2 separate regions of the Homo sapiens genome follow, and region 1 is linked to region 2. Evidence: read pairs that join two places in POLR2A ChIA-PET (ENCODE). Cell type or tissue: CD4-positive, alpha-beta T cell. All regions are shown on one strand.

Region 1 (5,000 bases), 770 kb after region 2:
ATGTTCCTTAGCACTGTACTGCCAGAGGTACTTAATAATATTCTGTTCTTTCCACATCTCTGCTTGCAAAAGCATTGGCAGTATATGCAGTTTATCCAGTGTTAAAAATAGCCTGAGAGTACCTTGGAGTTAGCAATAAAGGACTGTAGAATACCCATGCCTCTTGACTTTATGGAATTTGTTAAAGACAAATTAAAGGGAAAACGCTCCATATTCCTTGGGATAGTGAGGGGGAAACGGATACCCTTAGGATTAGGGAAGGCGGCTGCTCAGCTGTATGTCTGATAGGCTTTGGCTAGGGAGACTCTGGTCTGACTGAGCTTTCTAAAAAAGGGAATAATTTTCTGATTATAAAATATGTTTATTAGGCCAGGCATGGTGGCTGACGCCTGTAATCCCAGCACTTTGGGAGGCTGAGGTAGGAGGATTGCTTGAGCTCAGGAATTTGAGACCAACCTGGGCAACATGGTGAGACCCTGTCTCTACAAAAAATCAAATTAGCTGGGCATGTTGGTGTGTGCCTGTGGTCCCAGCAATTCAGGAGGCTGAGATGGGAGGATCTCTTGAGCCCGGGAAGTCGAGGCTGCAGTGAGCTATGATCACGCCACTGCACTCCAGCCTGGGTAACGGAGCAAGACCCTGTCTCCAAACAAAACAAAACAAAAAAAAAACCTCACAAAGCATGTTTATTTAGAAAATTAAATTACTCTTAAGTCATCCAAAATCTACCACCAAAAGAAGAGTACTTTTTTTTTTGAGATAGAGTCTTGCTCTGTCACCCAGGCTGGAGTACAATGGCATGATCTCAGCTCACTGCAACCTCTGCCTCCTGGGTTCAAATGATTCTCTTGCCTCAGCCTCCCGAGTAGCCAGGATTACAGGCGCCCACCACCACGCCCAGCTAATTTTTGTATTTTTAGTAGAGAGGGGGTTTCACCATGTTGGTCAAGCTGGTCGAGAAGAGTACTTTTATTTATTTATTTATTTATTTATTTATTTATTTGAGACGGAGTCTTGCTCTGTCGCCCAGGCTGGAATGCAGTGGCGCTATCTCGACTCACACCATTCTCCTGCCTCAGCCTCCCGAGTAGCCCGGACTACAGTAGGCGCCCGCCACCGTGCCCGGCTAATTTTTTGTATTTTTAGTAGAGATGGGGTTTCACCGTGTTAGCCAGGATGGTCTCGATGTCCTGACCTCGTGATCCGCCCGCCTCGGCCTCCCAAAGTGCTGGGATTACAGGTGTGAGCCACGGCGCCCGGCCTTGTATTATTTTTTAATTAAAAAAAATTTTTTTTGAGATGGAGTTTCGCTCTTGCTGCCCAGGCTAGAGTGCAATGGCATTATCTCAGCTCATCGCAACCTCGGCCTCCTGGGTTCAAGCGATTCTCCTGACTCAGCCTCCCGAATAGCTGGGATTTCAGGCATGTGCCACCACACCTGGCTAATTTTGTATTTTTAGTAGAGACAGGGTTTCTCCATGTTGGTCAGGCTGGTCTTGAACTCCTGACCTCAGGTGATCTGCCCACCCGGCCTCCCAAAGTGCTGGGATTATAGGTGTGAGCCCCCATGCCTGGCCTATTATTATTATTATTATTATTTTTCTTTTTTGAGACCGAGTCTTGCTCTGTCGCCTAGGCTGGAGTACAGTGGCTCGATCTCTGCTCACTGCAACCTCTGGCTCACTGCATCCTCCACCTCCCGGGTTCAAGAGATTCTCCTGCCTCAGCCTCCCGAGTAGCTGGGAATATAGGTGCGCACCACCATGCCCAGCTAATTTTTGTATTTTTAGTACAGACGGGGTTTCACCATGTTGGTCAGGATGGTCTTGATCTCTTGACCTCGTGATCCGCCTGCTTTGGCCTCCCAAAGTGCTGGGATTACAGGCATGAGCCACCATGCCCAGCCATAAATACCTTTTGAGGTCATCTTTTCTTGTAGGTTGTATACTGCTTTATAATTTTTTTTTTTTTTTTATTGATCATTCTTGGGTGTTTCTCGCAGAGGGGGATTTGGCAGGGTCATAGGACAATAGTGGAGGGAAGGTCAGCAGATAAACAAGTGAACAAAGGTCTCTGGTTTTCCTAGGCAGAGGACCCTGCGGCCTTTTTTTTTTTTTGCAGTGTTTGTGTCCCTGGGTACTTGAGATTAGGGAGTGGTGATGACTCTTAACGAGCATGCTGCCTTCAAGCATCTGTTTAACAAAGCACATCTTGCACTGCCCTTAATCCATTTAACCCTGAGTGGACACAGCACATGTTTCAGAGAGCACCGGGTTGGGGGTAAGGTCATAGATCAACAGCATCCCAAGGCAGAAGAATTTTTCTTAGTACAGAACAAAATGGAGTCTCCTATGTCTACTTCTTTCTACACAGACATAGCAACAATCTGATTTCGCTATCTTTTCCCCACATTTCCCCCTTTTCTATTCGACAAAACCGCCATCGTCATCATGGCCCGCTCTCAATGAGCTGTTGGGTACACCTCCCAGACGGGGTGGCGGCCGGGCAGAGGGGCTCCTCACTTCCCAGAAGGGGCGGCCGGGCAGAGGCGCCCCCCACCTCCCGGACAGGGCGGCTGCCGGGCGGAGGCGCCCCCCACCTCCCTCCCGGACAGGGCGGCTGGCCGGGCAGGGGCTGCCCCCCACCTCCCTCCTGGATGGGGCGGCTGACTGCTTTATAAAATTAAAAAAAAAATTAATATTGGCTGGGCATGGTAGCTCATGGCTTTTGTAATTCCAGCACTTTGGGAGGCTGAGGAGGGAGGATCACTTGAGCACAGGAGTTTGAGACCAGCCTGGGCAACAAAGCAAGACCCCACCTCTAAAAAAAAAAAAAATTAGGCATGGTGGCAGTGGCAGTGGTGTGCATCTGTAATCCTAGCTACTCGGGAGCCTGAGGAGGGAGGATCCCTTGAGCCCAGAAATTCAAGGTTGCAGTGAGCTATGATCATGCCACTGCACTCCAGCCTAGGTGACAGAATGAGACTTTGTCTCAAAAAAAATTTCATATTTAATCTCTTTCATCAAATACTCTTAGAAAACATGGTTTGAAGATACATAAGCAATCTCCAGGCAGTATAGTATAGTGGTTAGGATTGCAGGCCTCCATGCCAGACTGGATTTAATTTTCAGCTTTATCATTGACCAACTGTTGATCTTGGGGAGTTAACTAATTGCTGCCTCGATTTTCTCTTTTATTTTTATTTTTTGAGACAGAGTCTTGCTTTGTTGCCCAGGCTGGAGGGCAGTGGCTCAATCTTGGCTCACTGCAACCTCCACCTCCCAGGTTCAAGTGATTCTCCTGCCTCAGCCTCCCAAGTAGCTGGGATTACAGGTGCAAGCTACCATGCCTGGCTAATTTTTATATTTTTAGTAGAGATGCGGTTTTACCATATTGGCCATACTGGTCTCGAACTCCTGAGCTCAAGTGATCTGCCCACCTTGGCCTCCCAGAGTGCTGGGATCATAGGTGTGAGCCTGTAAGTGTGGGCCCGCCAGCCTCTTTCATTCAACATGTACTTTCATCCAGATTCCTCGGGATCTGAATTCCTGCAGGCTTTCTATCCTAGAAGCACTGGCTTTTCCAGAATCTAGGCCTGAGGGCAAGAACTTGCTTGTCATAGTAGTGGCCAAGTCATAAAACCATATTCTCTTCCGACTAGGGTAGGCTTTAGGGTTCAGCTTACTTCCCTTCTTGGAACTTAGGTTGCAGTATCAGGCTTTCAACAGAGCTAGGATATGCTGAGTCTCCTTGAGTAGAGGCGGCAGTGGGAACAACGTGGTTTCAGGAGACATAAATTGCACGAAACCAATTAGGTTATTTAGGGGAAAGAAATGAAAGGTCTGCACTGAATCTAGGGTAAGACTTCGGTAGGATAGGAGAATTAAGTTGGTCTTGAAATTGAGGCATGAGAGGGGTCCGGCTTGTTGGTTGGGAGACTGCCTAAACAAGTTATAGCCACGCCATTCTAGACACTTCCATCCTAGAAGGGAGGGCCCAGGAAGTCTGTATATAACCAACTCTAGGGCAGAGGCTGCCAGCTGGTGGCCCGTGAGCCAGACTTGGGCCCCAGAGATAGATTTGTTTGGTTTGTGGTGTTGTAAATAATTTTGAATTAGTTGCCAACATTTGAAAATCAGGACTTGCCTTTTCTCTTGAAAAATCAAAAGTTCAGGCATCATTGGACCCAAATTCCTGCCCGATAAAATAAGCTGGATTTCAGTAGTCGTAGCTTCTTTAAAAAAAAAAAAAATTTCTTTTTTGTTTATTTAAAAGGAGTATCCCTATGTTGCCCAGGCTGGTCTCAAACTCCTGGCTCAAGTGATGCTCCTGCCTCAGCCTCTCCAAGTGTTGGGATTACAGGCATGAGCCTCTGTGGAGGGCTCTGGCTCCTTTTTTTTTTTTGAGACAGAGTCTTGCTCTGTCACCCAGGCTGGAGTGCAGTGGCGCGATCTCGGCTCACTGCAAGCTCCGCCTCCCAGGTTCACGCCATTCTCCTGCGTCAGCCTCCTGAGTGCTGGGACAACAGGTGCCTGCCACCACGCCTGGCTAATTTTTTGTATTTTTAGTGGAGATGGGGTTTCACCATGTTAGCCAGGATGGTCTTGATGTCCTGACCTCGTGATCCGCCCACCTCGGCCTCCCAAAGTGCTGGGATTACAGGCGTGACCCACGGCGCCCAGCCGGCTGTGGCTCCTTTTAAATGGAGTATGGACTCCCCAGTCCACTGTAGTCCTCCACTTCTTGTATTATCCCCAGACTTTCTTGCCTTTGCTCACTCATATTACTTTCCTGGCCTCTGAAGGCACTGCACTTTCAGATCCTGGCTTTCTGGCTGTACCCCATCCCCTTCCCAGGTTATACTGGCAAGGAGATCCAAGCAGCTTTTTGCAGATTTCAGGCTATTTTATTTTACCTACTAATTATCCTAGAACAGTGGTTCTCAGCCAGAGGGGAGTTTATCTTCCAGGAGACATTTAGCAATATCTGGAGACACTTTT
Region 2 (5,000 bases):
CAGTGACTCATGCCTGTAATCCCAGCATTTTGGGAGACCAGGGTGGGTGGATCACCTGAGGTCAGGAGTTTGAAACCAGCCTGGCCAACATGGTGAAACCCCTTCTCTACTAAAAATACAAAAATTAGGTGGGCGTGATGGTGTGCACCTGTAATCCCAGCTACTCAGGAGGTTGAGACAGGAGAATGGCTTGAACCTGGGAGGTGAAGGTTGCAGTGAGCCGAGATCACACCACTGCACTCCAGCCTGGCGACAGAGCAAGACTCCATCTCAAACAACAACAACAACAACAACAAAACTATCAAGTTGTAACTTCAAAACTGAAATTTATTTATGTATTTATTTATTTTGAGACGGAGTTTCGCTCTTGTCACCCAGGCTGGAGTGCAATGGTGCGATCTCAGCTCACTGCAACCTCTGCCTCCCGGGTTCAAGCGATTCTCCTGCCTCAGCCTCCCAAGTAGCTGGAATTACAGGCCCCCGCCACCATGCCCAACTAATTTTTGTGTTTTTAGTAGAGATGGGGTTTCACCATGCTGGCCAGGCTGGTCTCAAACTCCTGACCTCAGGTGATCCATCTGCTTCGGCCTCCCAAAGTGCTGGGATTACAGGCATGAGCCACGACACCCGGCCCAAAACTGCAATTTATAGTGCACTGAGCAGCAAAGAAAAGTGACGAGAGCACCACTTACGATCTCTGTTCCAACAACTCGACTCTGCTGTTGGAACCCAAAAGCAGACACAGGCACCATGTAACAGATGAACCAGGCTACATTTCAATAAAACTCCATGTCTGCACACTGAAATTAGAATTTTAGATAACTTTAATGTGTCACAAAATAGCCTCCATTCGATTTTTTTTCATTGTGGTTCACGCCTGTAATCCTGGCCCTTTGGGAGGCCAAGGCAAGAAGATGACTTAAACCCAGGAGTTGGAGACGCAGCCTGGGCAACATCAGGAGACCCTATCTCTACAAAAAAAATTTTAAATTAGCTGAGTGTGGTGGTGCGCACCTGTAGTCCCTACCCTTTGGGAGGCTGAGGCAGGAGGATCATTTGAGGCCAGGAGCTCACTGCACTCCAGCCTGGACAACAGAGGGAGACCATATCTTGGAAAAAGAGAGAGAGAGAGAGAAAAAGAGAGATGGAGGGAGAAGGAGAGAAATGTAAAAACTTTAGAAAAACTTCAGTGCTTCTTAGTTGGTTTAAAAAAAAAAATGCCAGGCATGGTGGCTCATGACTGTAATCCCAGTACTTTGGGAGGCCGAGCAGGCGGATCGCAAGATCAAGAGATTGAGACCATCCTGGCTAACACAGTGAAACCCTGTCTCTACTAAAAATACAAAAAATTAGCCGGGCATGGTAGCGGGCGCCTATAGTCCCAGCTGCTCAGGAGGCTGAGGCAGGAGAATGGCTTGAACCCTGGAGCCGGAGCTTGCAGTGAGCCCAGATTGCGCCACTGCACTCCAGCCTGGGCGAGAGTGCAAGACTCCGACTCAAAAAAAAAAAAAAATCCTTGGGAGGCTGAGGCTGGAGGATCCCTTGAGCCCAGGAGGTTGAGGCTGCAGTGAGCTGTGATCCCACTACTGCACTCAGCCTGCATGACAGAATGAAACCCTGTCTCAATCAATCAATCAATAAGGCCGGGCACAGTGGCTCACGCCTGTAATCCCAGCACTTTGGGAGACCGAGGCGGATGGATCATTTGAGGTCAGGAGTTCAAGACCAGCTTGACCTACATAGTGAAACCCTGTCTCTACTAAAATACAAAAATTAGCCAGGTGTGGTGGCAGATGCCTGTAATCCCAGCTACTTGGGAGACTGAGGCAGGAGAATCGCTTGAACCCAGGAGGCGGAGGTTGCAGTGAGCCAAGATCACACCACTGCACTCCAGCCTGGGCGACAGAACAAGACACCCTCTGAAAGAAAGAAAAGAAAGAAAGAGAAGGAAGGAAGGAAGGAAGGAAGAAAGGAAGGAAGGAAGGAAGGAAGGAACCATTCTTGACTTGTGGGTTATACAAAAACAGGCAGGGTTCCACTCCTGGCACTAGGTTTGTTCTTGTGTTTGTTCTCTGTTCAGGGTTATGCCACGCAGAGGGTAGGAGGGGAATTAGTCCATGGTTATGTGTCCTCACAGATGACCACTGAGAAGGCCACCATGCCTAGTCGTCACGACTCTAGGCCCAGCAACTTGCTGAAGACTCTGCAGTGCTGGGGACCCAGGCATTTTTGTGAGGCTGTCCACACCCTATCTGCCTGTGAGGACTGGGCAGTCCATCTGGGGGTCTGGCTGCCTCTCCTGCGTGCTGCTGGGAGGCTAGGCCTGACTGTCATTGCTCTACGGCCACATCCCCAGCCACGCTCTTCTTTTTCTTCTTTCAGCCAGAGGGAGCCCTGAATTCATGCAGAGGAGTTTTTCTACCTTCCATCTGCTTCTGCATATCATCTTGTCTACTTAATGCCCCTCCTTCCGGATTTATAGAACAGTATGCATAATATGACCCCAACTGCATTCCAAAAAATAGATGTAGATGTAAGCTTAGAGATGCAAAGAAACTTTTTGAGAGAATTCACTATGCTTCTCGCGGGTGGTGACACAGTTCAAGGAGGTTCCATGGGGTGTAATGTTTATCTTTCTCTTTTGTCCTTCTGATCATTGAAATGATGCTTTGTGTGTGTGAACATGTATTACTTTTATAATTAAAATAGAAAAATTAATTTGAATGGGACAAATGCTCGAAGTCAAAGTCACCTGTTATAACTGCTGTCACTAACAGGGCAACTGTTTGAAAATGCTGCAGAAACATGAGAAATGTTCATGAAGTGACCCTGTGGAGGCTTCCGGTCACAGGATCATGTGAGCGCCACGATCACCCCAGGGGTGGAGCAGATGCTAAGTGTTCACCACACCCAATTCTCTTCCTGGACACACAGGAAGATGACATTTCCAGTGACATGCCCCACCTCTAGGCCCTAGTCTTTTTTTTATTTAAAGGTCTGAGTCTTGTTCTGTCACCCAGGCTGGAGTGCAGTGCTGTGATCATGACTCACTGCAGCCTCAACCTCCTGTGCTCAAACAATCCTCCCACCTCAGCCTCCCTAATAGCTGATGTCATATAGGCATGAGCCAGTGTGCCTGGCTCAGGCCCTACCCTTAAAAGCATCCCACCTGATTCACCAGCCCCCTTCTCTCTCTCAGTAAACTTGGAAACCACGCATTCCAGATGGTATAATTTACAGCATGATGGAAAAAGCCAGCTCTCCATGGGAAGCTGGCCAGTCTTCATTGGAGTACATTTTTATTGCATGAAGCCAATGAGACTTGATATTGTTTAACTCTGTGGTTTCCAAAGTGCGGTCCTTTTGAAGTATCCATAAAGTCTACACTAGGTTCACGGTAATATTAAGATGTTATTTGTCAGCTGGGCACGGTGGCTCACGCCTATAATCTCAGCACTTTGGGAGGCCAAGGCAAATGGATAATGAGGTCAGGAGTTTCAGACCAGCCTGGCCAACATGGTGAAACCCAGTCTCTACTAAAAATACAAAAATTACCTGGGTGTGGTGATGCATGCCTGTAATCCCAGCTACTCAGGAGGAGGCTGAGGCAGGAGAATTGCTTGAATCCGGGAGGCAGAGATTGCAGTGAGCTGAAATCTCACCACTGCACTCCAGCCTGGGTGATGGAGCAAGACACTGTCTCAAAAAAAAAAAAAAAGATATTATTTGTCTTTCATGAGTGTACAGTGGGATTTTCCAGAGGCTACATGACATGTGTTTTTTTATTTTGTTTTTTATACTGACAGAGGGGTCTTGCTATGTTGCCCAGACTGGTCTTCCAACTCCTGGCCTCAAGTGATCCTCCCGCCTTCACCTCCCAAAGTGCTGGGATTATAGGTGTGAGCCACTGCGCCTGGCTGTTTGTGACATGTGATGTTGAAACAGGTTGAGTATAGAAGCAGATATGGGAATTAAACCAGAATATTAAACCAGACATTGAAGAGATTTGCAAAAAATACAAAACAATACCACTGTTTTCACTTTCTTTTTGGTTTGGAAAAATGTAGTTATTTTTCATTAAAAGTATGTTGTGTTGGCTGGGCACAGTGGCTCATGCCTGTAATCTCAACGCTGGGAGACTGAGGTGGGAGGATCACTTGAGATCAGGAGTTCGAGACCAGCCTGACCAACATAATGAAACCCCATCTCTACTAACAATATAAAAATTAGCTGGGCTGGCTGAGCGCGGTGGCTCACGCCTGTAATCCCAGCACTTTGGGAGGCCAAGGCGGGCGGATCATGAGGTCAGGAGATCGAGACCATCCTGGCTAACATGGTGAAACCCCATCTCTACTAAAAATACAAAAAATTAGCTGGGCGAGGTGGCGGGCGCCTGTAGTCCCAGCTGCTCAGGAGGCTGAGGCAGGAGAATGGCGTGAACCCAGCGGGCAGAGCCTGCAGTGAGCAGAGATCGCGCCACTGCACTCCAGCCTGGGCGACAGCAAGACTCCGTCTCAAAAAAAAAAAAAAAAAATAACTGGGCTTGGTGGCATGCGCCTATAATCCCAGCTACTTGAGAGGCTGAAGCAGAAGAATTGCTTGCACCTGGGAGGGGCAGGTTGCAGTGAGCCAAGATCGCACCACTGCACTCCAGCCTGGGCAACAGAGCAAGACACCTTCACCTTCTCAAAAAAAAAAAAAGTTGTGTTAACATGTAATGGTTTCATGATATCATTTTAAATAAATTAATAAACATGTAAACATTTTCTCTGTTTTAATTTCTCACATGGTAAATATTAATGGTGTGAACCAAAAAGTGACTGAGGCATCTCAATCAATTTAGAGGTTTATCTTGCCAAGGTTGAGGACACGCCCGGGGAAAAAGAGACACAAGTCACAGTACGATCTGTGTCCTGTGCTTTTTCCAAAGAGGAAAGAGGCAGCAGGAGGGGAGGGAGGAAAGGGGAAAAAAGCGGGCAGGAGGGTAGGCAGGGCGGCAA

The links. ChIA-PET counts read pairs that join two places held together with the same protein. Peaks named below come from ENCODE experiments on the same cell type or tissue, not always from the same donor. Only the 100,000 strongest peaks of a DNase experiment are listed, where the experiment ranks them.
Region 1: POLR2A ChIA-PET joins it to region 2 with 5 read pairs; 1 of 35 experiments calls an interaction of 5 or more read pairs at or near these places.

Annotation. Positions count from the first base shown.
Region 1 is chr16:68,276,349-68,281,348 of GRCh38, forward strand. The region is part of intron 3 of SLC7A6 (solute carrier family 7 member 6); the gene reads left to right. Among named protein-coding and RNA genes, the nearest start is that of SLC7A6, 14 kb to the left of the region's middle. In CD4-positive, alpha-beta T cell, no CTCF peak of the experiment used is centred here; no DNase peak of the experiment used is centred here; H3K27ac peaks cover 2,957 bases.
Region 2 is chr16:67,501,643-67,506,642 of GRCh38, forward strand. It overlaps ATP6V0D1-DT (ATP6V0D1 divergent transcript), which reads left to right. Exons shown (of 4, transcript NR_184227.1): 4 at 2,383-4,761. Among named protein-coding and RNA genes, the nearest start is that of AGRP, 21 kb to the left of the region's middle. RefSeq lists an enhancer at 3,086-3,195. In CD4-positive, alpha-beta T cell, no CTCF peak of the experiment used is centred here; a DNase peak (open chromatin) is centred at 2,949; H3K27ac peaks cover 2,623 bases.